2 separate regions of the Mus musculus genome follow, and region 2 is linked to region 1. A link is a loop called in an ENCODE intact Hi-C map of the cell type or tissue named here. Cell type or tissue: left cerebral cortex. All regions are shown on one strand.

Region 1 (8,000 bases):
TAGAGACTTGGGTTTCATTCATTTAGCAATAAAAGGGTAGAAGCTTTTTCTCTCTCTATGCGATAAAGCTTGGAGCTCATTTTCATCCAGAATGAGTAATTTCTGAACTGGTGCTTGGTCTTATGCTCCATATACATATGTAAGTATGGTTGTGTGTGTAATTATGAGACAGCATGAAAGCTGGGCCCAACTGGTTCGAATGGAGATTTAAGAATGTCTATGCATGAATCTGAATATAAATTTATGTGAGTTTAATCCATATTTGCTTGTGTAAAAGTTTTTCCTTCTGCAACTGCCATTCTCTTTTCCTGATTCAATAGAAGTTTACTGCCCCAAACTTCCCACTAACCTGACAAGCAAGAGGTATTTGGGCAAAAGGGAAAAGGTTACAGCAATTAATTGTTTACTTAATCTCCTGGCTATTTTAGGATGAGGTGCTAATTGCCAGAAACTGCAGTTTCTGGCCCCAGAGGGATTCAGGCAGGTCAGCTCCAGTAACTTAGACTTAGATAGGTAAACATTTTATTATTATACTGCAACCCTAAATATCTCATAAAACCAAGTCTTACCCTCCACTGATGCTCTTCCCCCTCCACTGCAAAGAACCAAACAAGAACAATCGCTAGGCTGGCCCCCAGCAGTATATGAAGTGGAAATTTCTGGTTTCTTTGGAGACTCAGTTGTGTTATGTCGTTTTTTTTTTCTGGAAATTGTCTTATGAGAGGCTGTTTTTATTGAGGCAGACATGTGGGAGGATGCTTTGCTGGTGTTTTTCTGGGAGCAGCCTGGAAAAAGGACATGTGATGTTTTGCTAGAGCAGATGCTTGAGAGAATGTGATATTTGGAAAGGGTATAAGTATAACCCAACCAAGAGTGGATGATGCTGTGTGGTATTGGTATGCCTTACTCTTCTTTGCTGGTCATCTTTCATCTGTCACTTTATAGAGAGAAACACATCAAAAAATTCTGGTGGTGTTCAGGCAGCTTCTTGCAACTTCTTGCTGTTTCCATTTCCGTAGACTCTGTAGCCAATTGGAGGAGCCTCGCTATTTCTTGTGTTTCGACCTGCTGTTGCTGATTCATGAATGGTGTTTGTAAGTGGATCGAGCTGCTTCTGCTGGTTCAAGTGAACTGAACTGCTGATATCCTGGCAATGCAGATTGGATTTGCTCCAGAGAACCATTTCTAAACAAGTCCACATCCTCCTTTGCTCTGTTAACCTTCCCTTTCCAATACCTCTGGTGGGTGGTGGGCTAGAAGGAGGGTTAAAGCATTTAAGAACCCTTATTAAAGGTAGAGTTTGAAAGATCTAAGCCTACATTCAAAGCAATAGTTTGTTTTTTTTTTTTCAATAGAATTGCCCACCTTTATCATGGCCTTCCTTTATCATGGTGCACACCTCTGGCCTTATCCTTGGACCTGACCTTGAATGTATGTTTTCTTTGATCATTAATTTGTTCCAAGCCTATTTTTCTTCCTAGTGTAATATATGCACTTATAATGTATGGTAGCTCACTGTAGTCCTTCTCATGCAAACTTTACTCTTCTACAAGGGGGAGGTACACTCTACTTTTGATACTAAATTTAAACTTTCTATTAACTGTCTTAACTTCTTATAATTATTTCAATCGAATTAGGAATTCTATAAAACCATTAATTCATCTAAACAGCATCATTTCACTAAAGTTCATCATCTTCATGTTAATCTGCAGGAAGTTTGCCCAATAGGGTGGGCTAATGCCCAGGAATCAATTATAACAGACTATAGGCAGAAAGGGACTTCCTTTGTCCCATCACATCTTATCAGAAAAATAATGAATACAGCACTGACAAATATGAAAAGGCATATCAACAGCAATCCTCTGACTAAGCTCCCAGGGCCATGCCTTTCCAGGATTCACCCACCGCAGCATAGAATACGGTGTGCAGTCTCCAGGAAGCTCAGTTGCCCACTGCAGCTCCTCCTGTGTGTGTCTGCCAAGTTACTATACCAGTCACTAATTCTATGTGGGTACTTACATTTAATAAGATGAAACTCATTTAGCTCAGTTCCTGATGTGGGAGGAATGAGACTGCAGAATGCAGAAGGAGCTCTCTGGATGGATAAGCTTTATTTAGGTCTTTGAGCTGACAGATTTCCTTGATGTTGTGAATGCAAGTGACCGACCTATTTCACCTAGCTAGAAGACAACGGCAATATGCTTCTACCTCTTTCAAGATTTAGCACACTGCCTTTGGTGTTTCTTCACCAACAAGTAGACTCAACTTTGTCATGGTGTGTCTGGAAAACACTGTCCCTATTGTGGAATAATAAGGGTAACTCAAAAAGCATGTGCCGGGAGAGTGAGAACATACCTGAAGATGGATCTTGGTGCATACATGAGTACGTGGCCTAAGGTAAAGGTATCGAACTTGCTGATTGTAAACCCAAGTAACAGAGAAAAACACTGAAACAGGATTTATCTGAAATTGATTGTATTTCCTGTCACCATGGAGATAAGTACGAAAGATACTGCATTAAGAAAAATGAACAAGGGGGCTGGAGAGATGGCTCAGCGGTTAACAGCACTGACTGCTATTCTAGAGTTCAATTCCCAGCAACCACATGGTGGTTCACTACCATCTGTAATGGGATCTGATGCCCTCTTCTGGTGTGTCAGAAGACAGTGACAGTGTACTCACATACATTAAATAAATAAATAAATCTTAAAAAAATAAAAATGAACAAGTCAAATTACTTTGCACATCTGAATTTGCAGGTTATTTCAGACATATCTTTTAAGTGCTCAATTCCTTCTATACGTGAAGTAACAAAACTCAACTATCCTCTTGTGGCTAACACAGGGTTTGCTCCTGATCACTACCGAAACTGTTCTTAATTAAGTGAACTCACTGACTGACTAGGTATGTATGCTAGCAGGTAAATAAAGATACTTGAGCATGCTCACCATAAAACAGCAGGAGCAAGGATCCTCTAAAATGATATTTTCAAAGGCTATCCCTCAATTCTTTGCTTTTAATACAAGTACTTTTAAGTTATCTCATGTGGTCTTTGCTAGCAACCTAACTGTTTGGGACTCCTTATTCACATGTGGATTGATATCAGATTATATTCCAAAATATCCCTAAATGGGTGCCATGTGTCTTATATGCTAGAATTAAAAAATTAACAGGTTTGGGCTGGTGGGATGGCTCAGTGGGTAAGAGCACTGGCTGCTCTTCCAGAGGTCATGAGTTCAGTTCCCAGCAACCACATGGTGGCTCACAACCATCTATAGGGGGATCTGATGCCCTCTTCTGGCAGGAGGATGTATATGCAGCAGAGCAACAATACATTAAATAAAGTTAAAAAAAAAAAAGTAGAGGGAAAAAAATTAACAGGTTCTGCCAAATTTCTAGGTAACTTATTTCCATTCTAACACTGGGGATTAATCCTAGAAAGTGTCCAGACATATTCTGAACACTCTAGATTAAGATGCTTAAAAAAAAAAAAAACTAGTCCATTAACCTGCAAATGTTTCCATCTCACTTGTAAACCTAACTTTATAGTAGATAATGTATTCAATTCAGATGATTTCACACAGGAAGAATCTATTATCATCTCCTTACACTAGAGGTTGGAAAATAACGTCTGCTTCTTTAATATGTCGATATGTAGGGTACAGAAGATCCTATCTCAAAACTGAAAGAAGAGTCCATAAATAAATAAACACTGAAATGATTCTCAAAATTAAAAAAAAATTGTTGAAAAACTTCAAGTCCTAGAAGGAAGGGCTCGTGCTTCAATAAATGGCTGAAACTGACTAGAGCTGCCAGCTTTAGTTTAAAAATACTTAATTACTTGAGACCGGGTCTCACTATACAGCCCTGTCTGACCTGTAATCTATATAGGTGGATAACTATATAGATCCACCCGCCTGTACCACCATGCCTGGTTATAAAGATCTTTTAAATTATGTGTGTTTATGATATGTGTGAGTTGGAGGGTCCGTGCTCGGGATACTGCCGAAGGGTGTGTGTGTGGCGGGGAGAAGACACCTTTCTGGAGTTGGTTCCTTCTGCCTTGGCTTCTGGGTGCTGAACATCACTCTTCAGGCTTGGGCTAGAAGGGCTTTTACAGCCAAGTGATTTCGTCGGCTCAAGGTGCCAGCTTTAGATGTGTGCTTTTCCATTCAAAAGCCATGGCCACATTCTAAAAGTACTTACCGTGCACTTTCTTACCAGATACTGTTTTTTAGATCCTGCGTTCACACTGTGAACAAAACTCATGGAATTTATAGTCTAATGAATAAGGATACTACAATTATCTGTACTATAGAGAGTGATAAATGATATGAACAGATACGAAGCAGGGTGAAGACGTACAGGGCAACGTATTGCAGGAAGAGTGTTTGCACACTTATACTTATTTAAATGCCTGGCTGGATCTGGTGGGAACCCGGATTTATGACTCTTATACATAACTAAGTCATTATAAATGTTTTTGCACTATAATGCTTGAGTGCACTTCACTCATCTTTGAACATGACTCAGCGATCCGCCTACCTCTGCCTACCACGTGCTGGGATTAATGGCGTGGGCCACAACGCCAGGCATTAGATTTTTAATTTTACGTGTCTGCATGTGGGTATAGGACGGTGAGTGTAGATGCCTACGGAAGCCAGAAGAGGGTGTCGGGTTCCCAGGAACTAGGCATTACAGACTGCTGTAACCCCTGCCTCCGCGAAGGTACGAAAACCTCAGCAGCAAGCGCTCTTAATTGCTGAGCCACCTCTCCAGTCCCTTCACTCGTCTTTATATTCCATGGTCCAAGCTCTGTTTTCATGCAGGAGAAATGAGAAGCAAAGAGTCTCTCCACAGCCGCTTTCCAGGGTGACTATTTCGGCTTGGTTAACCGCGGGATCCCATGAGCATCTACAACCCAGGCGGCAATTCTCAGCGCCTCTCATAAGGCGACAGCTGTTTCCATAGCAACCAGACGCGATGCGGGCGCGGGGTCCGAGTAGCAAGACCTGACCTGGTACCCAGGAAGTACTCGGGTTCGAGAAGAGCTGCTGTCACAACCTGGGGCGAAGGAAACGACATTCCCGAGCCACGCACCCCGCCTCGCCACTCAGGATCTGCAAGCTCGGCGGCCTCTGGCATCTCCAGCTACCACAACTTCCGGCCCTGAAGCCCCTCCCCTGGGCCCCGTGGCTCTCTCGGGTCCTCACTGCGGAAAGGTGACTGTGGCGGCTGCCGTGTCTGATCAGGCGTCGGATCGGGGGCTGCCACGTCTTTGGGACAGCAGAGAGGCCACTACAGGGTGTTAGAGCTCAGCCAAGCGTCGTGCGGCCCCACCGGTGGGGCTGGAGCCGCGGCGGCCGGGCGCCGGACAGGCAGGCGCGCGCAGGGCAGGCACGGCGGCGGAAGTGAAGGCACCGCTGGGCCAAGCCGTCTAGGAAGCCGCGGCGGGTCGCCCAGCTGGGGCAGTCGGAGTCCCGCCAGAGCGTCGGGATTCAGCTCGGGTTGCCGGCGTGATGCCTCTGTTCACTGCCAACCCGTTCGAGCAAGATGTGGGTGAGTGCGGTGCCCGGCGCGCTGTGTGCAAGGCGAAAGTGGGCGGCGGCCTGGGTGCCTGGAAACCCCGGCGGAGAGCGAAGGGGCGGCGCCGCTCTCGACGGCGGGGGGCAGCCTCGGTGCGTCTCTGGCTCGCCCGACTCCTGCCTGTCCGAGATTGGGATACCGAGAAGGGTTGTTCCAGTCACCCAGAGCAGGAGTGGGGGAAAAGCCTTGTTCGTACGAGGCTTAAGTTGCTGATACAAACTTCCTGCTTTCTCCCGAGCTCGTTAACACCCGTCCCTTTGGGAAAAAAAAAGTGCAGTACTGGACACCCTTTTTGCTGCCGAGGGCAGTCTTGAACTAGAGACCTAAGACTTACCAGGTTTAATTCGCATCGCTCCCGTAAGCACACATCTAAGCCCTGGTGGTTGCAGTTTTCGTATTTATTGACTGTTTTGAAGGTGCTGCGAGAGCCAGGCGCGGAGGATGAGAAGGAAAACTCCCAGAATCTTTAAATAGCCCAGAACAACCGATATTTGTTGGAGTCAAAACTTTACTCTGGTAGCGCATGACTTTCAAAATGAGAAAAAAGATGGATGGGTACAACTTAAGCATAATATTAACAGTAAAAGCACAGGCTAGCATTATTTTTGTAGCAGTAGTTAACACGCTCCTAGCGAGCTTTTCGGATTTAGAAATTTCCAGTCAAACAAAAATGCTACACATTTTACTACCAGTTTGTTCAGTTAAAATTTTTGTTCATTTAAGAAAAGACTAGAAAGTGCTTCATCTTGTTATAATTCTCAAAATCACGTTCAAATCATGTGAGTGACTAATTATATAGGAAGCATGTGAGGCTTAGTCACTGTTTAAGGAATAATTAATTGTTCTTTTGTAACAATACCTATGTGACACATTACACTTTTTAATTGTTATTGAATTAATTGAGTTTTGAGACAGAGTGGAGTCTTTATATAGTCTAGGCTGGCTTCAGTTTCTTAAAACCTCAGTCTTAATATTGAGAACTGCGGGATGCCAAGTCTGGGTGGGCCTCCACCCTCTTTGAGACCCGTGCTTCTTAGTGTGACTCTAAACGCTTTGATTTTGCTCTAATGAAATATGTGTGGAAAAAGCCAAGTAGAAGAGGTTATTTTATTTTTTTTTTCTTTATTAGTTTGTTATTTGTGTGCGTGGGTGTTTTGCCTACATGTTATATTTGTCACTTGTGTGCTGTGCCCGAGGAGGCCAGAAGACAGTGTCAGATCACCTGTCACTGGAGTTACAGACAGCTGTGAGCCACCGTGTGGGTGCTGGGAAGAGCAGGGAATGTTCTTAACTGAGCCATCTCTCCAGCCCATGACAGATTATTTAAAATACAAAACCTATGAACTTTTTAATTTTTTAATTTAATTAATTAATTAATTAATTAATTTATTTATTTATTTGGTTTTTTGAGACAGGGTTTCTCTGCCCTGGCTGTTCTGGAATCCACACTGTAGACCAGACTGGCCTCGAACTCAGGAGTAGATCAGGCTGGTCTTGAATTCAGAGATCTGCCTGCCTTTGCCTCTCAAGTGTTGGGGTTAAAGGTGTGTGCTACCATGCCCAGCTTAAAACCTATAAACTCTTTCTTCAGGGAAAAAATTTCCTAGGAGCCTGCTGTTTTCAAATTGAAAACTTTTTTGGTAGCAATATTATGAGTTGCTCTGCCCAGTTTATTTTTCTATACTGTCTCCTCAGTACGTTCTGAAATCTTTGCATCAGAGCTTAGTGTAGTTCTCTTAGGTGCTGATCTTCAGGCACAAATAAACAAACAAACAAAAAAACCTATGTCGGTTATTTCATGGGCTGTGAAATTGGTTGAGGCCACTTGGACGAATGCAACTAAAAAAAAAAAAAAGGAACGAAATTCTAAGGAGCTCAGATTGCTCTGAAACAAGTATCAGGAAATTATATGTTGTGTTTTTTAGACCTTAAGGACTCTTAGTGTGAAAAAGTTAATAATGCAAACAAGCCATTAACTGATTGAGCATTTTACAGCAATATTCCATGCCCACTTTTTTGGGTAGCATTATCTTTATTTCTGTGGTTTATGTGTGTTAGCAGTGTTCACTCTTCATCCAACAGAAATGCATGGGTGATCACTGTAGATCAGGCATTGTAGTGTGTGCTACAGAGACAAAAATTAATACGTATACTGAGTGCTTGCTCACAAGACACTCAAGTCCAAGAAAGGACACGTGCTCCAGTAGATGGTTGACCTAAAATGTGATTAATGCAGCTTGGTAGATATGGGGGATATGGAAGATGGTATCTGTCCTACCCCTTTGCCTAAAGTTATCGATCATCTATGATGGCAAGACAAACAATAGTGTTAGGTAGCCAGTTCCCAAGGTAAAGGTCGCCATTGTTCTTTCCTTCCCTGGCAGCATTGCTTCAGTAGGAAGCAGCCAGGTCTT
Region 2 (8,000 bases), 450 kb before region 1:
GGGAACTGCAACCCTATAGGTGGAACAGCAATATGAACTAACCAGCACCCCGGAGTTCTTGACTCTAGCTGCATATGTATCAAAAGATGGCCTAGTCGGCCATCATTGGCAAGAGAGGCCCCTTAGTCTTGTAAACTTTATATACCCCAGTACAGGGGAATGCCAGGGCCAAGTAGTGGGAGTGGGTGGGTAGGGGGGCAGGGCGAGAGGGCGGGGGGGGGGGGAGTATAGGGGGCTTTCAGGATAGCATTTAAAATGTAAATGAAGAAAATATCTAATAAAAATTTTTAAAAAAGAATATTAAAAAAAAAAAAGAAAGAAAGAAAGCCAGCCAGTTTGGTCTACAAAGTGAGTTCCAGGACAGCCAGGTCTATACAGAGAAACCCTGTCTCAAAAAAGAAAAAAAGAAAGAAAGAGAGAGAGAGAGAGAAAAGTAGAAACTTGGGATGGGGTGGGGGTGGGGATCCTTGTCCTAGGTTCAGAGAACAGTGCAAACCCAGCATGTCTCTTAACATCAGCCTTAGGACGTACAGCAGTACTTTCTTACACGTACTTTTTTGATCCTTTTAAAAGTAAGGGGCTCTGCTGTTTCAACTCAAAGTGTTCAATGCCTTTACGGCATTAAAGACTGTAGATTTAGCCAAAGATCTTTTCTAAATGGGTCTCATGACGGAGCAAGGACGTCCATCTAGGGAGAGAAGACAAAAGGGACGATAGCAGTCTCGAGGGAACGCTTTGGGAGGAGAGTGTGAATGGGGGCGTGTGATGTACTGGCTGCACTTTACGCTGGACAGCCTTTCAAGGCCTGGGCTTCAATACCTTTAACGATCATGTAGGCGATGGCGAGAAGGAAAGCAAGGAGGACGGCGAACAGCAGCGAACAGAGAATGGAAAGGGCTTGGATGGGCCACCGCCGAGCCTGGGTTCGCTTGGCCGCAGTGGCCGGGAAGATGCCGTTGCGCTTATCCGGCAGGACCGGAGACCCGTCCCCGACCCGGGGGAGTAGCGGGGCCCTCTTGGTCTCCGACGACGCCCTGGCTGAGAACTCTGCCCGCAAGTCGCGGGCCACTTGGTCGCATCCCTCGTCTTCGTCGCCTTCGCCCTCACCCCAGCTGTCCCCCTGAGTGTAGTCGGAATACCCGGGCCGAGTCGCAGGGCCTGGGGTAACCTGACGGCGCCTCCGCGCGCCCGCAAACCTCCAACTCTCCACGAACGACATGGCGGGAAAGACTGAGAGTCCCGCGAAGGTCGGCTGTCCACCACCGCCACGCCCCGCCCCGGCTACAGCCAATCAGAGACGGCCGTCGGCGGACCCAACCACCGCGCGCAGAACCGTAGGGGAGTGCAAGAGCGGGTTACCCGGGGACTCCGCTTCCGGAGGCGCCGTGGGAGCGCGCGCCCATGGCCCGCCGCGACAACACTCTCATTTATTCCACCCTTTCGGGTCCTGTGGGCACGCACCTCTCGAGCCCCATGACCGCAGTTCCGCGCCTTCCTAACCGCCAGTCGCTTCCTCCCTCGGGCGAGAGATCTCTGTCTTTACCGCTCCCCGCCAGATACAGTTCGCGCCTCCGCCCTTCACTATGCCGGGCGCGCGCGCAGCTCTCGAGTTTCTCCCCCCCACCCCCAAAGGCACGACCCCCTCCCCAGGGCAACCGCGCGCGCGCGCACTAGGCCGCTAACGCCGGGTGCCGCTTCCCCCGCCCCACCCCCACCCCACCCCTGGTGGCCTCAGGTTTGTGGGGCGAACGTAACTAGGGCGAGGGGCTGGACGCCACTGCCCCACCCCCCGACGGGGTGCGGTGGCCCGAACCCGGGAATCTGGGTCCCCGCCGTGTCCCCTTTCCTGGGGGAAGTTGGTAGAGTTTCCCCGGCAGAGCACTCGACGCAGAAACTTCCTCCGTCCCCCCTCCCCCCCCCTCCATGCAGGCGACGCCGAGCGAGGCAGGGGGCGAATCGCCGCAGAGCTGCCTGTCGGTCTCGCGCTCTGATTGGACAGTAGGGAAGCCTGTCAGTTTATTGGCCCCGCTGATCCCGCCCCGCAGCTCAGGGCAGCCTTTACCCTTTGGCCCCGGCGGGCGCCAGCCACTCAGATCGCTTCTTGTTGGTATGTGCAGCGGCAGTGGCCGCCGACGGAGCAGTCTGAGCCCGACGATGAGGCCGGGGACTGGAGCCGAGCGTGGAGGCCTCATGGTGAGTGAAATGGAGAGCCAACCTCCCTCGCGGGGTCCCGGGGACGGGGAGCGGAGATTGTCCGGCTCAAACCTGTGCTCCAGTTCTTGGGTCTCTGCTGACGGCTTCCTGAGGAGACGGCCCTCGGTAAGGGATCGGCGGGGTAGGGGAAAGCGGCACAATGAAAAACCGAGTCAGAGAAACAGGAAGCTCTCTCCAAACGGAGAAGAGCATATCAGGAAGAGAGCTGCAGATGGTGGGCTACGTCCCAAGGGGGAGAGATGGAGGGCGGGAACACACAAAGAAATAGGTGGGACCTTGGACTTGCCAGTGGTCTTGGCCTAGGTAGATAGATGCCTTAGGAAGAAGGAAGGTGCTGGGCCCCGGGCGGACTGTGCATCTGAGAGCCCCAGGCTTGACTTACAGTAGGGACACTTAAGTCTGTGGGACTTAAGGAGCGGCTGCTGCGGTCTTATTTCTCCGGGAGTGGTGGTGATTTGCAGGGCTTGGGGGATTCGGTTGGGAGAATTGGCTGCGGATACTTAGTTTCAAGCCAGGAACAATGGAAGTATTATATTTTAAGCTCCCTAAAACGGCATGAATTTGTTAGTGTCTGGGACAGTTTAACTCTATTAAAACATTTGTGAAGTACTCTTGGGTACCCGCACTCTGTTTTAGGTCTTGTCCATATGAATGTAATTTTAAGTAGTATAAGCTGGTTATGTGTATAAAGGTGACGGAAGTTGTGTTCATCGTAATAATTTTTTAAGTTGGAATTCAATACATAGTCACCAAGTCTGACCAGTCATTTAACAGTTTGTTAAGTCATTGGAGAGGGGTTGTAATCCGCTAATGGGTTTAACTTTTCCATTATTTTGTAAATTTTCAGGCCCCATCTAATAATCACTGTAGTGTAATTAAGATTAACTTCAGTATATGCTAATACTGTAATTTAATCACAGTGATTTAATATTGTGCCTTAATTGATGGGTTTTAGTTGTTGTTTTTGAAATGACATTTTAAAGAAGCATTTAACTGTCTCTCACTCTCCCTTTTTATTATTTTTCAGATGGGGCATCCTGGCATGCATTATGCACCAATGGGCATGCACCCTATGGGTCAGAGAGCAAACATGCCTCCTGTACCTCATGGAATGATGCCACAGATGATGCCCCCTATGGGAGGGCCTCCAATGGGACAAGTAAGAAGACGCTTTCCCTTTGGCTTGCTTAGTTTTGTTTGAGTGTGTCGAGATGTATTTAAGATGTAAGTCAGTGGTGTACTTGCAGCCCTTTAAAGGTTAGTTTATATCCACGTAATGTCTTCAAACAAGACAAAACATTACATTGCTCATGTCTGTAACCAAATTTTGAATGTAGTAAGACTGTATGAGAAAAAATTAACTGACTTCCTCAACAAAATTAAGCTTTAAAAAAAATAAGCCGGCTGTGGTGGCGCACGCCTTTGATCCCAGCACTTGGGAGGCAGTGGCAGTTAGATCTCTGAGTTCAAGGCCAGCCTGGATCTATAGACTGAGTTCCAAGACAGAGAAACCCTATCTGGAAAACCAAGCAAATAATTTAAAGTGAGAGTATACATCTAATCTATTTAACTTAGTGACTTTATTTCAGGCATTATAATTATTAATGGTCTAGGAGTAAATATATATCAGAAGATAATCGTGGTGAATGTGTAAAGCCTAGCATCAGAAAAATAGTAGTTACTTGGGGTTTTCATGTAGAATGAATTTTATTCTTGGAGTATCTTCCTCTTGTTTGGGGTGCGGAGGGATTTTCTGCTCTATTACTAATTCTTTCCTGGACAGTGCCAAATAGGTAGCTCATTTTCTACTTAATTTTTGAATGATAATTGCTTCTATACTCCTACTTGTGCGTTGCCCCTTGAATCTCTAGCACAAATCGTAAATGGACGTTTTTTCGTAGGAGTGATTGGATTAAAAGGTTTTAAGATGACTCAGGAACACGGGTAGAATTTCTAGAGAAGTGGTCAAGAAAGACAAGAGCTTGAGGTGCATCAACAGTTCTGTCCTATGCTAGGTTCTATATAATACACTGATTCTTAGGTGGGCTGGGTTATTCCAGTTGAATATCTTGATAAGTCATGAAATTTTTGATTAGCAGAATATTTTAGAAAGCCAGTTGTATATTTTCTTTTGCTAATGAGTACTATTGAGTTTGACGATGGTTTGAGCAATGAAGGCTAAAGTTACTGGTGAAATTACAGGGGGAAACAGGAACTTGTGTTTTTTTGTTTGTTTGCTTTTTTTATTTTAAAGAGTAGAATGGCTCAGTGTTAAGTGGTTTTCTTTTATATTTGGAATATAGCCCTTAATTTTGGATAAGAAAATTGTATTCAAAGGCACCAAACTGAAAAGATTCTGCCTGCAGGAGTTCCTTATAGAAAAGATTCTTTTGCTCTGTTACTCTCGAATAATAATACTTTAAAACTCCCTAGGATATGCAGAGACAACTCTTGATTCTTTTTCTGTATCTTTCCATCTCTAAGCAGCACAAAACCCTTCTTGTTTTCTTGGTAGAGCTGCTCTAACTAGATAATGAGCTTTAAAAAATATTTATTCTCTAATGCTCTGGTTCTTATTTAAAATTAGTTTCTTTCCACAGAAAGATAAAATAAAACAATTTGCTACTGCCAGACGCTTCTCTCTTTTCTGGGGCCTTCTGTGTCCATTGGGCCAGGCAAGGTAAGTTTGCAAGGGGTTGGCCTGCTTACCCTTGCTGTCCCGGTGCTGTTGCACTAGCAGTCCTGAGATGCCAGCTACTCATTTTTAGTACAGTGCAGATTTTACTTTATTTTTTTAAGTAATTGGCATACACTGGTCACAGTTTGTTTTGTGGCCCCTTCTCTTTAGCTGTGCCAGTGACCATATTCCTAATTAGTTTACTTTATACTTACACACTTCAGATATTTTGACTTTTGCTTCATGGTTTTCTACTATTATTAATTTTTTTTTTAGTCTAATATGTTCTGTGCACCTGACTGTTTAAATGTTTAGCATTCTTCCTCTGTGAGGATAATGAATACTTTGGGAGACCAGATCTGAAAGTCTCAAGAAAATTGCTGTTATTTTCTCAAAATTAGGTCATTATCTAGTGCCCACTTCCTACCTAAGAGTATGGGTCCTAGCTTATGGTAAAGCTAAGCTGAATCCTTAAGGGCTCCAGGATTCTTTCTCAAAGCTCTGTGTACCTTTTCTTAATGATGAACTGATTGTTTTCCTGCATCATTTCTTCTCTTTGCATATGCTCTGGATTATTAATAGTAATTATAATGAGAAGATAATTGAGAAGAAGCAGGGTACCTGTATAGTTTTGCCATCCATCTTTTTTAAAGTTTGTTAAAAACTTTTAGATTTTCGGGACTAAGGGCTTTATAATCTTCAAAAATAGTTGATCTTTTATAACTGCAGAATTCTGTGGCCATTATTTCATCTAACATGGGCTTATAGTACATGAAAAATAAATTACAATTTCCAGACCACAAGCAGACTTTTTGCCTTGTCATAGTCACATTTAACACGTGAAACAACTATATAGTTACTTATAGAGATAGCATGTACATTGTGTTAGGTAGCATCCAGAGATGATTTAAATTATACAAGATGTCCATATATGCACATATTATGGCTTTTTTTTTTAATGCAAGGGAAAAAAAGGTGTGAATTTTGGTATGTACCAGGATCCTGGAACAGCTCAGCCTCCTGTTATCTGCTGCACTGCCCACATTTAAGTTACTTGGCTTAGACCAGCCAAAGATAAAGAAAATGCTAGATTATTGTGGTCTTTGAAATGTTACTGAATATGACAAGACATTGTATAGCTTCTTTATAAAACAGTATGCAAACTAGACAGTAATGATCTAGGGTTAAAAAAGGGTTTGCAAAGTTAAAATGCAGCCAGTTACTTCAAGAAGTGATATGTTCGCGATTTTCTACCCTTAATGTATAAGATAAACTAGAGTGCCATTTTCTCCAGTTCAGGCTGAATCGATTAGCAAATACCTAGAAATAACAAGCATAACTTAACCATAATTGCTTTCAGGCTTATCTCAATTACCTATCATATAGGTTAAATTATTGCCTCCTGATGCACATATCTTTGGGGAAAATTATGCTTGTCAGTTACACAATTAAAAGAATATACTACTGAAAAGGACCGTACAAATAAATCAGATAAATGAGCTTTAAATAGTATGTGAGAGAAGGAACTGTTTTTGGAGGGGTCTTTTTTTATTCTTAAATATTTACTGAAAAAATTTTTTTGCATAGTAACAATATTCAAAACATTCCAGTAGAAATTTCTGTTAAAATATGATTGTGTATAAAGCTGTCTTTCTCCATATCCATTCAGAATAAAACATGTTTTGTCTTTAAAGTATTTTCTTTTCCATTTTCCTTTTCTTTTTGTATGTGCTTTTAAATCACCAAGAACATAAAATTTTTTGTACTTTTAATCAGCTGGCTTTGCTTTTGCCCAACAGAGTGCCCCTAGCTGGCTCTGTTCTTGATTGTAACTCTCCTCTGATTTATAGAAAGAATGAGATGAGGTCTTGAGCTCCTTTCCAGAGTTAATTAACACTTCATGGTTCAATTTTCTGACTTTATCAAACTTTCATGGATTGATTTGGAAGTCAAAATCTTCCTAAGTAATTTCCTGTTTTGGGGGTAATTTTTTTTGATATTACATTAGTGAGTAGTTACATCTTAGAAATGAATTTGGCTTTCTTAACTTTATTACTGAGAAGACAAACTCACAAATCTGTAGCACCCAGGTTGTCCTATCCCGTGCCTTGGAGACTCAAACTGTTTTTGATCTGGTTTTCTTGCTTCAAGGCTAATTCTATCACCTATCAAAAAATAGAAAGTAAATTGTATTTCTTTGCTTAAGAATTCCCAGTATTGTATATCTGTGACCTAGTGTCTAAATTCCACAGCTTTAAGTTTGAAAGATCTTCTGTAATACACATCAAAGCAACATTCAATGATGCATGTTTTTATACTCCCTAATACAAGTTCGTACTAATCTTTTCATGGTGCCTTAAATGGTTATATTAGCTCTTGACTTTAAGCTTCTCTGCTGTCCTTGCCTTCTTGCTTTCAAGATCGCTATCACCGTGACATCTTTGCTTGCTTAAATTATTTTCTCGAACAGTTTGAACACTCTTTACCTCCTTTCTAAATTATTTAACACATTGATATGTTTGGAATTTTTACTGTTTTATTTTGGCACTTAGTGACATTTTCCTCTTTTATTTTTCCCTTAATGTTTTCTGATTTGCTATTTTCCTAACAAGTAATAGATTATAAGGTCTTAGCAAGAACTGAATTGTTCTTGTTAAGAATTGTCAGTGCTGAGCACAGTTCTTGGTGCATTCTGGGTGCTCAGTAATACTTGTTGAATGAATGAAATGAGTAAGTAGATACTATTTCCTACAATGGACACTAGAAAGTAACTGATACATGTGTGTCTAGAGGTTACTTGTGACTTTACATTGTCCCTGCTTTTAGTATGGGAATCGTATGGTTTTCTCATTTAGCAAAAATAGATAAAATGAAATAAATGAGGTTTTTTGGGGTCTTGTTTTGTTTTGGTTAAGAAATCTAAGCCAGGCAGTGGTGGTACACACCTTTAATCCCAGCACCTGGGAGGCAGAGGCAGGCAGATTTCTGAGTTCAAGGCCAGCCTGGTTTACAGAGTGAGTTCCAGGACAGCCAGGGCTACACAGAAAAACCCTGTCTCGGGAAAAAAAAAAGAGAGAGAGGGAGGGAGAAAGGAAGGAAGGAAGAAAAG

Evidence for each region. Hi-C counts contacts between places; a loop is a spot of excess contacts. Peaks named below come from ENCODE experiments on the same cell type or tissue, not always from the same donor. Only the 100,000 strongest peaks of a DNase experiment are listed, where the experiment ranks them.
Region 2: a loop joins it to region 1, with 2.7 times the contacts of the local background. A loop is called at or near these places in 15 of 42 quality-filtered maps.

Annotation. Positions count from the first base shown.
Region 1 is chr2:52,739,620-52,747,619 of GRCm38, reverse strand. It overlaps Stam2 (signal transducing adaptor molecule (SH3 domain and ITAM motif) 2), which reads left to right and starts at 5,471. Exons shown (of 14, transcript NM_019667.2): 1 at 5,471-5,559. The coding sequence starts at 5,520. In left cerebral cortex, CTCF peaks have their summits at 3,300 (motif pointing left), 4,649 (motif pointing right), 5,672, 5,927 and 1 weaker place; DNase peaks (open chromatin) are centred at 2,034, 4,718, 5,114, 5,415 and 1 more place; H3K4me3 peaks cover 2,234 bases; H3K27ac peaks cover 1,379 bases.
Region 2 is chr2:53,185,342-53,193,341 of GRCm38, reverse strand. Prpf40a (pre-mRNA processing factor 40A) reads left to right here and starts at 2,088. Exons shown (of 26, transcript NM_018785.3): 1 at 2,088-2,319; 2 at 3,242-3,373. The coding sequence starts at 2,110. Arl6ip6 (ADP-ribosylation factor-like 6 interacting protein 6) reads right to left here and starts at 1,258. Exons shown (of 4, transcript NM_022989.4): 1 at 820-1,258. The coding sequence starts at 1,219. In left cerebral cortex, a CTCF peak has its summit at 3,342; DNase peaks (open chromatin) are centred at 1,333 and 2,042; H3K4me3 peaks cover 2,977 bases; H3K27ac peaks cover 1,842 bases.